Regions from separate parts of the Mus musculus genome. Here regions 1 and 2 are each linked to region 3. A link is a loop called in an ENCODE intact Hi-C map of the cell type or tissue named here. Cell type or tissue: left cerebral cortex. All regions are shown on one strand. Region 1 overlaps Gm31415 (a long non-coding RNA gene). Region 2 has its middle 140 kb from the start of Slc7a11. Region 3 overlaps Slc7a11 (solute carrier family 7 (cationic amino acid transporter, y+ system), member 11).

Region 1 (2,500 bases), 1.3 Mb after region 3:
AAGCAAAACAAAACAAAATAAAGCAAACAAACAGAAAAGCAATGTACTGAGTCATTTAGCTTTGACATCTTCTACTTCAGGACCTGAAACTAGGTAACATGGTTGCTTAATGGTAATGCCTCTGTAAGGTTTTAGGTCAGTTTGGCATGAAGAATGTTGGACTATATGTTTCAAGGGTCTGGACATAGTCTGCTTGAGCATAGACTGCTTTGATCCTTTAAAAAATCATTCAACATTGAAGAATATTCCTCATTTTCCTTTACCTATAACTATATCACTATCGTGGTACATTAATGATGTATCGAACCACCTAGGTGTACAGAATTCCATACGTTGGTATATGTCCTATTCTTAGCAGATAGCTTATCAGAGACTCTAGCTCTACTAACCAAAGGAATATTTAATCACAGATTCTGTATTATTCTACATTAGTAACTCCATGATAAATATCTAGTGGTACATTGCCAAGTAGCACAGAACCTGGTGAGAACTTTGCCCTAGCCTGAGAGGCTATATGCCCAAAACTGATCAACATCTAGTTTGCTCTATTTGAGCATGAGAAGTATTTGGTTTGAAATTTCCACAATAGAGCATGACTTGTTTTCACTGAGAATTCTGAGTAGGAGAGGGGCATCCATTTTGATGTATATTCAGTTAAATCTCATAGATACTGCAGTCTCCCAGACAAGGTTGTGTTTTCTTTGTCAGCATCAAGATTTAAGCCTGAGTGAAGAATGACTTTTTTCTGTGAGTCATATTCTCAGGATGTATAGCAACTTGATTACATGTGAGAATGCCCGTGGGAGCTGAACACTGGGAGATTATGAATCAGCGTGTATCCTGCATTCCAGACAAGTTCCTTCTGAATGACAGCACTGGCATTTATCTGTCTTTTCATCCTGAAATGTTTAAAAAAAAAATCAATGAAATATTTGTTGTCTTGAATTAAACATCGTCTATCATAAATAATTCTGGCAGAATTACAAATACCAGATGCATGTAGGAAACAGTGTAGCACACATAGTGTTGGTCAGAGACAGAGAGAAAATCAGAGGAAGGAAAGATCTTCCACGTACACGTAAAAAATGGACCTTTTTATTTCCTTTATCTGTTGGCTCTACCTAAGCACTTACGTTTTGCTTCTTAAAACACGTATGCAAATGAGACAAAATTTTTAAAGAAGGGTTTCTCTGAGCTCCCTGCACAGTGGCTGCTGCATTTACTGGCTGCAGAGTATCTATCTGCTTTAGGTTTAGTTTGCTGCAATCAGGCTGACTGAAAAAGTGATGTGCAGAGCCCTCTAGAGACTGGATCGCAGAACTGCATGTATTGCTGTGCTTCGGTGCCGTCCTTTAATTGAATTATTCGGGGAGCTATAACACAGCTGTAAAGAGAACAAGGTACTATTCTATTCCTGGTGATGTGCTTAGAATCAGTGTTCTCAGAAGCCTGATGTTTTTGGCTATTTTCCTCTTAATGAGTTAATTAAGGTAAAATATGTTTTGCATTTGCACTACTGCAAAAACAATGATTAAACAACAGCTGTTCAGGCCAAAAATATAAATTATCAATGTGTACAGAATATTTACCTTGAAAAAAATAGAGTGGGGGTTTACCTTCTTCCAAGGCATACATTACGTCTTGTTTAAAATATAGCTGGTGTTACACTAAGATTCTTCTTTTTAAATTTAAATTTAATTTCTCCTTTTCAAACCTTTGACTGTGGCTGCAGCCTCCTTTAAATGTTCATTAATAATCATATGAAAATGCGCTAAAATCCATAGAGTATCCTTTGCAATGTTATAAGCATATGTTACAACCATATTTGTATCATTTGTACTATTTTGTGCCTGGTACAATAAAGTTATGAATTTCCAATATTTGCTGCTACAATGAAAGAGATAATTTAAACAATTATGCTTTCTTAAATACCACTATGACCACAGTCTGACCAACTTGTGTACATGCATGAACTCGTCCTTGGTAATTACGTTCTCTAAACAAAGATAATGTAAGTGTGTAGGATTGTGTGGGGATATAGGTGTATGTGTGGACATATACATGCATATACGTACAGAAAGACATAATGCAGGCTGAAAAGAAGTAATTTATGATGGATGTTATGGGGTTCATAAGTTCAGAATATTCCAGAGAGACTGAAAGGATGAAGACATCAGGGAATACTTAATGCTGAGGCTCTAGTCAAAGCGCTAAGGTACCTTTTAAAGTCCTCAATCAATTAGACTAAGTGCATCCTCATGTTAGGAGGTAATATGTCTTATTTCATGTTTACCCCTCTGAGAGGCACACTTGGTCTACGTGTGTAGCTCAGGGGTAGAAGATTTGTTTATACAAGGCCCACAAAGGATCAGGGTTTGATCCCTACCACAGTAAAATTAATTAATAAAGGATGCCTTCACAGCAATATTAAGATTGGGATTGACCATTAAGTGAGTGTCATAGCACACACAAGTACACACATCAAATTTACCATTACAGT
Region 2 (2,500 bases), 80 kb after region 3:
ATCTATCATTTTCTATCTAAACTATATCATCTATCATGCATCTACTCATCTACATATCTATTTTCTATCATCTACCTATTATACATATATCACTTCTCTTTTAATCTGTCATCTATCATGTGTGTATGTATCTATCATCATGATCATTAACATCATCATTATCTATCTATCCACATCCATCTATCATCTATCTGTGTGCCTATCTATGTATCTATCTATGTATCCATGTATGTATTTATATCATCTATCTATCATCTATTAAATAAAAAACGAGAACCAATGTTCTTGGTCCTGTATTTAAGGAACGTGAAAGTTTCTGTGAGGATGTTGAGCAATCTTTCATGTAAGAGTGGAGGGTGGGGATGTTAAATGATGAAATGAATGTGGAGTTACTGGTCCATAAATGGGTTTACCAGGTACATTAATAAGTTATTGCAGTCTCTACACAGAAATAAATCTTGTGATGCAGAGCAAAGGCAGTTGATAGATCAGCCGGCTGCAGTGGGTCAGCCAACGTTCTTTAGGAAAGACACATGTAGAAAATATTCGCAGAACATAATGGGCTTAAAGACGAAACAAGGCCATTAGATCATTGGGAAGAGAGGCCCCTTGGTCTTTCAAACTTTATATGCCTCAGTACAGGGGGACACTAGGGCCAAGAAGTGGGAGTGGGTGGGTAGGGGAGTGGGTGGGTGGGGGAGGGTCTGGGGGACTTTTGGGATAGCATTTGAAATGTAAATGAAGAAAATACCTAATTAAAAAAAACGAATTAAAAAAAAAAGAAAGGAGAACACAGTTCAGGAGTTTTCATTTAATAGCTCAATTTATGGTAATCAAAACAAAACAAACAGAACATCTCACAAATCTCCAAACAACCCAAACTCAATTGTGCTAGGATGAGTCCCCTGCCTCCTAAAATCTCAGGTATTCAATCAGGTGAGTCAAATAACATGCAAATTATTTCTTGTTTTTCACGTTGACAATCTCCACTTCAGCCTCATGTCTACTTTTCTGTGTGTAATCTTCAGTACGGGAAAATTGCTTTGCTAACTGCCTCACCTGGGAATTTATTCCACCAGGATCCGGGGGGAAGGTGACAGTGGATTCCGTCTCCTGATATATCCCGTGGTGACTGGTTTTGTTTCATAGGAGACTTCATTTTCATTAAAATGCACTTTCATTCTTAAAGAAAAAAATGAATAAAATACAGGTACAGAGAGTTTAACATGTTGGTTTCTTGTTGAAATAAAGTCTTCGAAAGTTTAAATACAACCACTTTTTATTGATTGGCTTAAAAGTACACATCAAGACCATAAATAAGTCAAAAGCAGACACACATTTTTTTCCCTCAGAATAAAAATATGCATTTCCCAAACTAGACCACTTGGGGGCAGCATAGCGCAGAGCTAGCTTTTCACTCATCTCCCAGCGCAGTCTCCTTCAGTAATGCAAGTCCCCACAAAGCAAGAACTTAGGTCTTGCTATTCATGTCAGCAGAGTCTTTGTCAATTGTCATCCTATTTTTCTCTTTTTTTCGTGTTTCTTTATCCTGATCTTTTTTTTTTGGGGGGGGGGGAGGTTGGTTCTTCATGAGTTAAGAGTTTTCATACTTCTAGTAGGTTAATTAACACATTCAGAAATTAAGTCAAAGCTGGCCCAGTGCCCTTTCTTGCTCAACCACATGGGCATGCTTGGGTAACTGTAGTTATTTACATTTGGCATCCAACTGACTCCATGAGCTGCATTGCTTTCCCCCCTGTATGAGTATCCAGGCTATTAAATTAAACAGGTTAATGTTAGCTACAGCGTCTCACCCCCCACCATCCCCACAGCTATAGTAAATCTGCCACCTGTTTATTTCCATAAAAATTCAATTATAGCACCGGCAGTTATTCTTCTTATGTGAGCAATTAACTTCAAGCAGTTTCCAGCCAAAGAGAAAGGCCAGGCCAGCCGGCCCTTCCTTTCTTTGATTCCTTCAGCCCTTGGTTGCTTCTTTTGTTAGGTGACTGCGCAACCATCAAACCACTGAAAAATGAAACAAGCAAACTGGACTACCATGCACTCTTATGCCAACGAAGAAACAAAAACTGAAAAATCACTAACAGCTCTTTGCTTCCCCCTTGTCCTTTGAGTGCGGAAGCCGGGGAGGTGGAGGGCAGTGGGCAACTCGCTGGGGCACCAGGAGCACGGTTCTCCCTACCATACACCACCATGAAGAAGGGGTTGCTTTAAACACTGTTCTTCTTCCTTCTTTATCTCTGTAGAAAATGCAACCATGCAGGGAAACCTTGGCCAAATGCCACAGCGTCCTGGCTGAAGCAGCAACGCAATTACGGAAAGATAAAAAACCCACAACGGCCTGTGCATCTGAGCAGCTGAGAGAAAGAAGGTGGTGAGAGGCAGGTGCACGTCTTTGTTTCTGTGAGAGGAGTCGGTCTTTCGTTCCAAGCTTCCAGCTGCAAATGCCTGCGTTTTCCTTTTTAAGTGTTTCTCTTTT
Region 3 (2,500 bases):
TCCTGTGAACCAGTGTCTGAGGGCTTTGTCCACTGCAGTGCTGTCAGGCAGTGAAATGGACAAAGCTTCCGGTGTCTGGTCGGTTGCCTCACGTTTCTAGGCAAAGGGCAGCACTAATTTGTGGAAAGCATAATGGGGTCTGCTAATTGCATAACACCAGCTGCATCAAGGACAATGAAAAAAAAATCTTATATTAACAACAACAACAACAACAAACAGCATCCTTTATACAAATGTGCAAGACTACCCCCATGACAGCCTAGGAGGAAAGCTTAGAACTTTGTCTACCATTTATTTCATTTATTTATAGTTTCTGTCGCTTGTCAGGATTGGAATTTTGTTCTAGCCTTTTACAGGAAACCCTGGAAGGAAATGATGGCCTCCTAGGGTGGGGGAGGGCTGACTCCATAAACAGGTTCAGCTGGTAGGGCTTACCCGGTAAAGAACCTCCAGAGTGGCTCACTCCTGTGATGAAATGGTCAACTTGTCTATTGTTTTGATTTATCCTCCCGAACTGAGGTTGGTATGTGAAACAAGTACCCGAAACACTCGCCAGTGTGTATCTATACCTCTTCATACAAAGGTGGCTTTCTGGGATTGTGCAGAACAATTTCTGTCTCTAAATGTAGAATTTCCGAACTGAGCCCCTTCCTCTTATCGGAGGCGATAGTTGATAAAGAGTCAGTAAACGGATCGTTGCTTTGGAGGGACAGAGAAGGCGACTGCTTAGACCTTTGCCCACAGGTCTGAGACAAGGAATGCCGTGGTACCCGCTGCTGGTGATTGTCTTGTGGAGTCAGTTTGACCCTAACGAAAAAGAAGGATTATAAAACATTCACGTAGCACCAGGCTAATAGAAAGTCAAAGAGCAAGTTTGGCCTAAATTGTTTCATTTTATTCCACTTTCGGGGAAAGCATTAATTTGTTCCGTTCTTTCCTTCCTCAGACCTTCTCTGAGCGGCTGCTGGGAAAATTCTCATTAGCAGTCCCGATCTTTGTTGCCCTCTCCTGCTTCGGCTCCATGAACGGTGGTGTGTTCGCTGTCTCCAGGTGAGGGAGTTCATGTATTTTCAGAAACACATTTTTGTTTTAGAGATTGGATGTGATAAGGATAACTTTTAAAGAGAAAAGCAATAGTTCCTCCGAACCTGTTGTTTTTAAAGGGATATGCGAGTTCCTCGTAGATTCCAGTGAAGCAGGTTTCATTCTGTCCAGTAGAGGGCGCTGCGTGTCTACACATAGCCCACTCTGAGCCAGGCATGCTGCATTTTTAAAAAGAGTGAGTCTACAGGGTCTTATAACGGCCTTTATTTCTAGCGATAAAGTCTTTTGTTTTCCTGAAGGTGCCACGAAAAAGAGTAAAATTGAAAGCAGAAATCACCACTCCACCATCGGTAACCATTTTTTTTCCTTAGTTAGATGGCACAAAAAAATCTTTTTTTTTTTTTTTTTTTTTTTGGTCTATGTTACAGTTTAAATTAGAGAAATGTTAACACAACATGCATGTACATGTGTGTACCTGTGCACTGAATGAGTGCTAGCTTGGACTGACACTAGCAATCTAGCACTGAATTTGCCAGCAGCTACTCAAGTATAGGGAGAACTCCACTCAGTGCAATATTGCTATTGTTTTTCCTCGGAGTGATATAAGATATTTCCCAGACACTGTATGTCCTGAAAAGAGACTTATGATGAAATCTGCCCTTTGTTTCCAAAGCACAACTCAAATGACCAGATAAGAAATGTCAAGATGCCTAGCATGAGGAAGATTCGTCCATATTGCTTCGGGGATTTAAGAATGTTACCCATTTGAATGATTGATTCTATAGTCAACTTCACCGTTTTTCTCCCCGCAGGTTATTCTACGTCGCATCTCGAGAAGGGCACCTTCCGGAAATCCTCTCTATGATTCATGTCCACAAGCACACTCCTCTGCCAGCTGTTATTGTTTTGGTAATGCATATTAACAAGTAATGTAGATACAACCTCACAAAACGGTTAGGAAGGAGGGAATAAACCTGACATCCCGATTCACCACTCAGTTGGTGCTCCATGTATCATTTTCTGGGAGGCCAGAGATGTTGCAATGGCTTGCTTCCATGGCGTGCTTTTGATGTGTATTGGATGCCCTGGGATATGACCCACCTTAGTTCCGTTTCACCTTTGCAGAAATTTGTAAGGTGTGAAGGGAAATGAAGGCTGTGGTTTCTCTCCTTGGCCGAGAACCTCAAAGGAAAGAAAAAGAAAAACCCACAAGGTTACAATCTAAACTCCAGACTCAGAGTTCAGCTGAAAGCAGACTGTGCAAAAATTATCCATTGTCTCCTCCTGGCTCCTGCCATACAACGTAATTCAAAGCATAGATGATAAAACACCAAGCAGAGAAATGGTTCTCCAAGAGTAACTGAGACCTGTGAGAGCAAACCTTAGAAGAAAGAAAACCCCTAAATGCAAACTGTGGAATTCTCTAGGATGGGGACAATATTTGTGAAATGTGGGA

What was found. Peaks named below come from ENCODE experiments on the same cell type or tissue, not always from the same donor. Only the 100,000 strongest peaks of a DNase experiment are listed, where the experiment ranks them.
Region 1: it touches region 3 in a loop (4-fold over the local background); 6 of 42 quality-filtered maps call a loop at or near these places.
Region 2: it touches region 3 in a loop (7-fold over the local background); 17 of 42 quality-filtered maps call a loop at or near these places.

Annotation. Positions count from the first base shown.
Region 1 is chr3:49,092,799-49,095,298 of GRCm38, reverse strand. All of the region lies in intron 2 of Gm31415 (a long non-coding RNA gene), which reads right to left. Among named protein-coding and RNA genes, the nearest start is that of Gm31415, 32 kb to the right of the region's middle. In left cerebral cortex, a CTCF peak has its summit at 1,304; DNase peaks (open chromatin) are centred at 803 and 1,253; H3K4me3 peaks cover 456 bases.
Region 2 is chr3:50,300,020-50,302,519 of GRCm38, reverse strand. No RefSeq gene overlaps it. Among named protein-coding and RNA genes, the nearest start is that of Slc7a11, 140 kb to the left of the region's middle. In left cerebral cortex, a CTCF peak has its summit at 1,381 (motif pointing right); DNase peaks (open chromatin) are centred at 1,400 and 2,261.
Region 3 is chr3:50,380,425-50,382,924 of GRCm38, reverse strand. It overlaps Slc7a11 (solute carrier family 7 (cationic amino acid transporter, y+ system), member 11), which reads left to right. Exons shown (of 12, transcript NM_011990.2): 8 at 947-1,050; 9 at 1,857-1,953. Among named protein-coding and RNA genes, the nearest start is that of Slc7a11, 62 kb to the left of the region's middle. In left cerebral cortex, a CTCF peak has its summit at 1,214 (motif pointing right); DNase peaks (open chromatin) are centred at 32, 488 and 1,210; H3K4me3 peaks cover 977 bases; H3K27ac peaks cover 792 bases.